Regions from separate parts of the Homo sapiens genome. Here region 1 is linked to region 2. Evidence: chromatin contacts called from ENCODE Hi-C data. All regions are on one chromosome and are shown on one strand. The core of a region is the stretch at or near the end of the contact, and the rest is flanking DNA. Distances in the headings are between cores, read along the strand shown.

What was found. A loop is a pair of places that touch in the nucleus more often than their neighbours do. Pooled maps may share reads with other maps.
Region 1: a loop to region 2 is called in a pooled map, with 2.5 times the contacts of the local background. The contact joins the promoter of IFT74-AS1 here to the enhancer-like site in region 2. A Hi-C loop is called at or near these places in 2 of 50 pooled maps.

What each region holds. Positions count from the first base shown.
Region 1 is chr9:26,952,857-26,957,631 of GRCh38, reverse strand. IFT74-AS1 (IFT74 antisense RNA 1) reads left to right here and starts at 1,325. Exons shown (of 2, transcript NR_121605.1): 1 at 1,325-1,505; 2 at 1,617-1,852. It overlaps IFT74 (intraflagellar transport 74), which reads right to left and starts at 1,220. Exons shown (of 20, transcript NM_025103.4): 1 at 1,116-1,220. RefSeq lists enhancers at 538-1,272, 1,273-2,008.
Region 2 is chr9:21,574,577-21,579,089 of GRCh38, reverse strand. No RefSeq gene overlaps it. Among named protein-coding and RNA genes, the nearest start is that of MIR31HG, 17 kb to the right of the region's middle. RefSeq lists a silencer at 2,061-2,110. Within about 2 kb of position 2,334, at least 10 of the 41 ENCODE cell types and tissues checked have a DNase peak (open chromatin) inside an H3K27ac peak, as active enhancers do.

The DNA of each region.
Region 1 (4,775 bases), core at 76-2,575, 5.4 Mb before region 2:
AATCAATGTCTACAGTTCTGCCCTTTCAACTGGGCACCAATTTTGAGTTTTCAATTGTTTATCTGAAATTTCCATTCAGATATCTCATTTGAATATGTTCACATCAATCTTCCTGACCCCACTAGCTCCCTGATTCTAATTCCTTGCCATTTTGAACTCTATGTACAAAGCAAAAGAATTTCAAATGGAAAAAGGAATTTCATGAAATGACTCTTTGAAAAGGAAGACGGTGTATGATCAAAATGGTTTTTCCAGAAGAAAACGAGTACAATAAACATCTCTTTCCAGTGGAAAAGATATTACTCTAGGTTTCCTGCTAACTTTGAGAAAATGTACAACATAAAAAATTTCACCCAATTTTCTTTGCCACCGTTTTACTGTGGTGAAAAAAAGCTTACCATTATATTATTACCAGTGGGATTAAGAGGCGGGCATTAGCAACAAATATACCACTAACTTCGGGGTTATTCAATCAAAGAGTCACACAATTTCCAATTATTCACACAGAGAGGCAGCCTGGCCTTTGGATCCAGAATGATTAGCGATACAAACTAGTGCTGACAAAGTTAGCGGCTGCATAATCTTGCCACCTTAATTAACCCCTCAGGATTTCATCTTCTGTAAAACAGAAGGGTGACATCTACCTTGCAGGGCTGTTGTGAAGACGATAAGTATTACATTTAAAACATCTGCTTCTAATTATTATTACTATCGTTATCCTCCCTAAGCCAACCATTCTCACACAGGTGAATAAGTGGAAAGTTGCTAACTGCCCGCACTGTGATCAACAGACAGAAATAAGTCCCTTCCACTGTAAGAGGCAGAAATGTATTGCTTTGACTAAAATCCTTCAGCCCATCGCGGTCCTTCCCTCTGCTCTGTGCTTGGCGGGTCTCCTGCGGGGGGTCGGGGAGGGGTCGGGCTGTTGGAGGAGGTCTGTTCGCAACCTTCGCTCGACTAGAATTGGTACATGCCTGGCCTGGCTACAGGCCCGACGGTAACAGTTAGCTAAGACCGAGTTTGAATTTGTTTTGTTTGGAGCGGATCAGCATCTCCAAGGCAAGAGAACAGACGTGGGAGGGAGGGAGGAAGAGATGGGACCCGGGGATTCTCACCTCCGCCGGCGCGGAAGGAGGGCAGTTGCCCGGCTCGCGGGTGCCTTAACTTCTTTCTGAGGCCCACGCTCAGTTTTCCTCGGCTCTCAGGCCTACCCACTAACTGCCGTGCGCCGCGGCGTATCCCGGCAACGGGGGCGGGATAGCGGAGGCTCCTCATCCTGAGTGACCAATCCTCCGCCTCAGCCCTTGGTTACACACGGAGCTCTCGCGAGAATTGAGGATATGTTTGTTTCTTCACCACGCTTCAGTGCTTTTTGGAAAAAGTGGAAAACAGCGGGGCGGCTGGAAGACAAACATTTTATGTGAACGTTTGGTTTTCTTGATAATCAGAGCAACCTCCGTGTGCCTTACTTGAAGTAACTCTAGCGAGTTTTGCTATGTCCCTAGGTAACCTCACGTCGGCTAACGTTGTTAACAGGTTACATTTGAAGTTAAGTGGTAGGCAGCATTGTGCAATTTTCTAAACTCCTAATTTGTGGTAGTTTTCCTTCCTATTAGGACGGCATAGCGTACACAACGCATCATGAAGTATGGATGCGATTCTGGCACCAACTGTTCCGTTCCTGCTTTCACCAGAAGCTTTGCGTCTTTAAGCTTCCTTTCATTAGAATTTGGATCCAAGTTTGTGGGGAAGACTGTGAATTCAATGGAAAGTGTCCTTTTTTTTTTTTTTTTTAATTTAAGAACTACTTCACCTTAAATCCCACTTCTCTAATAAAATAACTTTTACTGTATGTTTCCTTCCAATCTTCATTGATAACAGCTTAAATGTGATTGCATATGTATTGGGATTTTAACATTATTTTACACATTATTTCCAACTTGCCTGCCTTCGAGGAGTTAAAAATCAATACAACACAAAATGAGATAATGTTATGTGGCTGAATTCTCCCTTAGTTTGTGAAACATTTTCATGTAATTATCTCATTTGAGCTCACCCTATTTGCAGTGGCCATTTGTCATCCTTTTGGCAGAGTTTCTCCCTTACCCTGCCCCCCAACACCCTTACAGGAACTGAAAGTGACAGATACTGGCTTTCCTAGTCTTCCTTATTACTGGGACATGAGTATTATTGCTTGCTAGACTCTCCAATCTAATTTGGTGGACTCAACTCAAACTTGAATGACAACCAGAAGCAGGACTTCAGAGAGTCTGTTGAAGTAAGGGTGACAGCCGCAGTAACTACATCGTTTCCGAGACTGCAATGTTCTATCACCAGCAACCAGTGTCCAGCATCAGTGTGTTGTTGCAAGCTGCAGTGTTAGGTACTCAGAGGCTTTATTGGGAGGAGAACCTCTAGCTTGTTTCTTCAGCTTCTGGGAGAGTCTGTGAGCTGCTTAATGTCCTTTAATAAATTCATTTTCAGCTTTTATATCATTTATAGATGATTTCTGTTCCTTGCACTTAAGGACCCTGACAGATATTAACAGTTGAAATTGGCAGGACAGATACTATTATCCAAGTTTTAAAGAGATTAAATAATTTGCTTAAGCTCATTTAGGTAGTAAGTATTGATCCCTGTCCCCATTTCTTTTTCATGATGAAAAAGGAATAGAGAATAGGAATACATCTCACTTATTTGCCTCTGAGCTTCCTTAGAGTAGGCACCATATCTTATTTGACTTTGGATCATTATGTATTAGGTTCTGTTGCTTTTAAGGTTATATCAAATTGGAATTAGGTTATATCAAGTTGTAATTTGGTTAGTAATTAGGTTATGTCAAATTTTAAGTTTATTGTAAGACTACTTGTGTTTCAAGTTCCTTTCTGTCTCTAGTCCTTTTCACTGCAATTCTCTCTTCCTGGAATCTTTGTCCCTCTGCTTTTCACTGTCCAAAGTCCTGTTCATCATTCAGGTCTTAACCCAAATGTCTTTTATTAGAGAGGTCTTCTCTGCCAGTCCATACTAGATTAGTGCTCCAACTCCTTCTGGCCCCCCACCTCATTATATGTCCTCAGTGCACCCTGTACTATTCCTATCTGTTAAAAGGTAAACTTTGGCACATTAAAATTTTAAAGAGCTTATTTGAACAGACAGCAATTCATGAATTAGGCAGCTCCAAATCATAAGTGGTTTGGGGCTCCCCCAGAGGTAGTTGAAAGCTTTCAGAGAGTAAATGCAGAGCACAGCAAAGAAATTATTTGACTGGTTAAAGTTTGAGCAGTTGCCTTATTTGGACTGTTCTTGTGGGAAGTTCAAGACGATATAACTGATGACTAGTTGGCCACTTGTGATTCCGTTTTAAGTTTCAGTTTCCTCATGTAGGAACTCAGTGCATTAGAGCGACTTCAGTCTAATGGCCTCCAATTTAATTATTTTAACACTACATATCACTCATTATAACTTGCAGTTATATGTTTATTTTTGTTGTCAAAGATAACAAACCCTGACAGTAGGGACACATTTTTATCCATAATTTACTACTGCAATAGGGAAAATAGTCCAATGTGAAAGGAATTCAACCTTGATTTGTACAGCAGTGATTGGATGTTTTAAAGGGAGAATGAGGGAGTAGGGAAGGGAGCAAGTGGGTACTCAGTAGAGTCAAGGGCAATAAGGCCCAATGAAGAGGATACCACTTGGTACTGAATATGGCCAGTTACGCTTATGTAGCCCAGGGTGCACAGAAGAAAAATGTTAACAAAATAACTCAAAAATGTCTTTGTAGGATGTTTGTAGGTTTTTTAAGAAAATAAATTTTTTGGCCAGGTGTGGTGGCTCATGCCTCTAATCCCAACATTTTGGGAGGCCAAGGCAGGAGGGTCACTAAGGCCAGGAGTTCAAGACTGGCCTGGGCAACATAGTGAGACCCCCCCCCTACAAAAAATGAAAACAAAAATGAATCTTAAAAAAGAAAAGACACTTTGAGGAGTGACATCATTAAGGTATTCTACTGTAAAATAGAGAAAAGTTAGTGAACTTACTAGTGAATATGTACATCAACTGAAATAAGATTTTTGGATACACTGGTAGGAGTGTCTATTGAAAGAAGATGGCTATAGAAATCCAAATGCACATGTCCTTTGACCCAGTAACTCCACTTCTAGGAAGTGAGCATATATTCACACTGAATTTATACATATAAATGACATATGCTGATGTCCAAGGTTATTTATTTGAGCAGTGTTTGTTACAGAGAAAGATTAGGAAAAAAATCAAACAACACTGAATTAATAATGCTATAGTCATAAAATCACATAAAATTTGGCCATCTATAAAAAAGAATGCTCCTTGTATACTGATATTGCAGAGGCTGACTAGGAACCCCAGAGCTAGTATAAAAATATTATTTTAACCTGAAGGCATTTGATGAAGGGGGAAAAAAACCTTCTCAGAGAGTTCCTTATCTCACTGAAAGCAAAATTTCTGGGGAATGATGCTACCATAAATACCCTAACTTATGGCCCGGAAGAACACCACTCCTAACTGTATAGATGAACGTGAACACAAACTTTCTTATTTGTTCTCCTAAAAGTCAATGTTTCTATTTTTTTCCCTGTAAAAGCTGTTTCTCCCCCACCATTTTCCCTACTAAGTTAGTTATATAAGCCTTTAACTTTAATCATTTGACTAGTCAGCTGCTGCTTTTGTTGGCTGTTTTATGCATAAGAAATTGATATTTTTCTCCTGTTAGTCTGTCTTTTTTCAGTTTAACT
Region 2 (4,513 bases), core at 1,085-3,584:
TAATTTCCTCTCCAGACTCCATTTAACAAAATGCACACACACACACACACACACACACACACACACACATACACACATGCACAATATTAAAACAAGTCTTGGAATTCAGCCTTTGCAGGCCCCAACTCATACCTCCAATTACATTTATAAGCCCTTTTTATTACAGAAAATGCATTTAAGAGGAATTATGTAAGATTTATTTAAGGCGAAACCCATGAAAACTTTTTTTCTTTTCTACTTTTGTTTTCAAGCTCAGGTCAAACTGAAAGAGAAAGTAAATCAGGCAAAGAAACCTCTTTATTTTTCATTACAGTAGCACTCAAATGGTATATGTAAAATAAGCTAAATTTTTAAGGCTTCTTTGTAATTTTTAAAAATCACAAACAATATTAAAATTCCAAGTAGATTGGGATGCATACTCACTTATAAGAGTTATGACAAAATGAGGATTAAAATATTTATATACAAAAGGATTACACAAATTTAGAAGAAAATCAGTAAGACCATCCTGCATAAGAAAGATGAGAACTGACAGTTAACAATAAAGAAAGATAAATGGCTTAATAAACATTGTAAAATCTTTAACATCACTAACAATTAAAAACAAAAGTGAAGACAATAATGCAGTTATATTTTCTCCAATTAAGCAGCAAGGTTAATTTTTTATTTTTATTTTTTTAATGCACAATACAGGTAGAAGTGTAAATTAGCCAACAAGTTTTGTAAAGCAGTGTATAAATATGTATCAAAGAAGCTTTAAATATGTTTCTAGAGTGCTAATCTAAGGAAATACTCTGAAATGCAAGTAAATATTTAAATATAAAGGTATTCTTTGAAAATATTCTTTTATAAAGTAAAAAACCAGGAAATTCAATGTCCTCAAATAAGAAGCACATATGAAAACCATTTAATATGCTGGAAAATAAATTCTTGTGACCTAATAATAATAGTTATAAAACAGGCTATATAAAACTACATGACAGTATGATTTCAACCATGGAAAATGATACTTAGTGAAAGATGTCAATAGCAGTGATAACAATGGTTATCTATGCTTATTTCAATTATTTTTACTTGCTTCACTTTGTTTTTCTGTATTTTCCAAGTTTGCTGTCATCATTAGAAAAAAATTATAGAAGAAAAGAGAAAAACCAGAACAAAAGCAAAACTCTCATCATATAGGCTCAATTAGATGCAGAAAGAGAAGAGAAACTTAATGCTGGGCATCTCAAGTTGACGTGAGTTTCCTTTGTGGTCCAGCTTCTGTATAGCATATCTAGCATCAAAAATCCAACCCAAACCAGGTATTGATTTTAGTCGACCACCAGATCTATCTGATACAAAACAGAATGACAAAGTGACCATCCAAGTAAATACATCATTAGGATGCATCAATCTAATGTCCAGAACAAAGGAGGTGATGGCTCAGCCTACTGTGGACTCACCAGCCCCTGTCTGGATGGTATGGTTAGCGCTGTGCACCTGAAACAGAATGGTGAATAACTACAGTCTGTCCAGAAGAGGGTAGCCATAATGGCAAAATGTCTTGAAACCCTATGACATTGCTGCTTAAAACTCCTCCCTGTTTTTTTATTATTTTTGGAAAAATGTCCCTAAGTCTACAAAACCCAGCTTCATCTGGGAAGACCCTCCCTGACTCAAAAGTCTATTCATGCAGTTTTTGTTTCAATTCCTTCTATAGATCAAGTTACTCCTCACTTCAAAACTTAGAATCCCCTGGCTCGTACTTTGAATTATTTTTTGAATGAAGGAATGAATTCTGTAAAGCCTGTCTGTATATTTTTATGATCACCCTCCCCTTCTACATCTTAATTTCTACATAATGTTTAGAAAATGAGATTCTAAATCTGAAAAAGAGAAAACAGGTGGGAGAGGAGGGGATATGATTCCTTCTGTTTAACTCCATTAACTAGAATTAAGATTAATTACAGTTCTAAAACCATAAGGAAGAACGTTCTAAAAACTACATTTAAAAACTAGTATTGGTGCAAGGAACTCCCCTGTATGAAGTGTGTGCAAGTCATATTTGAGCATAAGCATGGGTTGGAGTTATCATAAAGGGGATTTTTCTGTCAGGTAGCTGAGTTTCATTACTCTCAAGAAATTACTTCAAAGTACGTGATTCTGTGACTTAGCAATCTCTTTGGCTATAGAGGCACTACATAAGGAAGAGAAGATTTAAGATGACAGGAGGCATAGAGCTAAACAAAGAAAAGCTTGGGGAAAAAAAGGAAATGTAACACTGTCTCAAAACATTTGATCTCATCATTTCGAGCCTTCTCTGAGGCTAGGGTTGGCAGGCCTCCCAGAGAAACCAAAACAAAGCAACGTAACAGGGCACCACAAAACAAAAGGGGACCTAAGCTGGGCAATGAGAAGATGAAAGCACTGTGTCCAGATTCACTGAAGAGAGAGACGAGATATGAAAGGCAGCCTTTCTCTTTAGGGTCCTTTTCAATTCACTTAAAAGCACACCTTTGAAATGAATGTCCTCAGCAGAGAGAGGGCCGTTCCCTGAATCCAGAAGTTGAGGCGTTAATTACCATGGCTAAAGGAATGTGTTGAAATGTCAGTGCAACTGCTTTCTCTATCTTCACTATCCTTAACCAAAAGTTGTGTCATCAGTCTGGAATGAGCAATGCCTGCTCAACAAACCCAGCTTTTTTCCTTCTCTTTGTATTTGCTTATTCACAGTTCAGAAATTGTCCAGTGACCTTCTTACTGTCTAACCAAGGGAATTCATATTGTTGTGGAAAGGAAAACAACTTCCATTTGGTTTGAGTGAAAGATCCACATGATGTTTCTGTTTGAGACGTGAAAGATGAAAACTGAGCTATACTGTATAGCTTAACCTTATTAAGGGGTGATTTGTTTCCCAGCTACAGTGTGGAAACTCCTTGTGAGGTAGAACACAAATGTTTTACCTTTTTTGACTGCTGCTAAAAGGTATTTATGTTTTTTGGGTGCTATGATGTTTATTGGGTTCTCACTATGTTTCAGGCAATGAGCCGAGTGATTTGTATGCATTATGTCCTAAATCCTAACAATAGCCTGGAAGTAGATCCAATTATAGCCCTTTTCACAGAAAAAGCCTAGAGCGGGTAGGTTGCTTACTTCAAGTCTACAAGCTTCTAAGAAGCAGAGCCAGTTATATATTTGAGAGTTTCATATATTTGCACATCACCTGTCCGCTGTAGTTCAGCATAAAACATTGTCATCTGCTGCTATGGACAGATAAATATCCTTCACACTTCTTGTTCATTATGACAGAAGCAGGTACAGTAAAAACAAATGATGTTCAGAGAATGGTTCATATCAACTGTATACTCTTTTTTGCTGTAAGAATTGGGAAAGGCCAAGGTGGGCGGATCGCTTGGGCCCAGGAGTTTGGGACCAGCCTAGGCAACATAGGGAGACCACAAATCTACAAAAAATTACAAAAATTAGCCTGATATTGTGCCATGTGCCTGTAGTCCCAGCTACTTGGAAGGCTGAATTAGGAGGACTGCTGGAGCCTGGGAGGTCAAGGCTTCAGTGAGCAGTAATCATACCACTGTACTCCAGCCTGGGCAACAAAGCAAGACCCTGTCTTACACACACACACACACACACACACACACACACACACACACACAAAATTGGGCAAGTATGATAGTATCAGAATTAGGAAACACATAATATTACATTTATTTTAACTTTGTTATTAAAAATTTCAAGTACATTTCAAAGTAGAGAGAATATTATAATAAAGCCCCACATATTGATCACCTAGCCTTAATAATGATAATTTTACTGTATTTCCTTTGGCTACTATCTCTTTGCTCAGTTGTTTTAAAGTAAGGTCCAGATACCATTACCTCAGCCTTTAAATTCTTTAGTATGGATCTCTAAAATTTGAAGACATTTTCTTACATACGATTCACTCCTAAGAAAATTAACAAGTTCCTTATCATGTCATACCCAGTTGGTATTTAGATTTCCCATATGTCCCCAATTTTCCACCAGTTTTTTTTTGTTTGTTTGTTGTTTTTTACAATTGTTGAAATAAGTTCTGCATGATAGTGATGAAAGGGATTTCAGAAAACTTACTTCTACAGACAAAGCAAATGTGGGATGGATTTGGAAGCAGAGAAAAATGGGATGGGTACCTGTCCAGGACTTACCACATGCAGTCTGGGAACTCAACTTAAGTCACCAACACTACTCTTAAACCCCACCTGGGTCTGAGCTTAAATGAAAAATCATAGCATGAGGATTAAAATCATAGGCTCTTTAATCAGAATGCCCAAAATTCTCCACTTACTAGCTGTGCAACCCTGGGCAAGTTAATCTCTTTGTGCCGTAGTGTTCTTCTATGTAAAATAGAAATATTAGTATTTATCTCACAGAGTTTTTGAAAAAATTAAATGAAATAATATGAAAATTAAATGACATTGAACAGTGTCTGGCATACTATATGTGCTCAATAAGTGTTAGCTGTTGTCAGCATTAT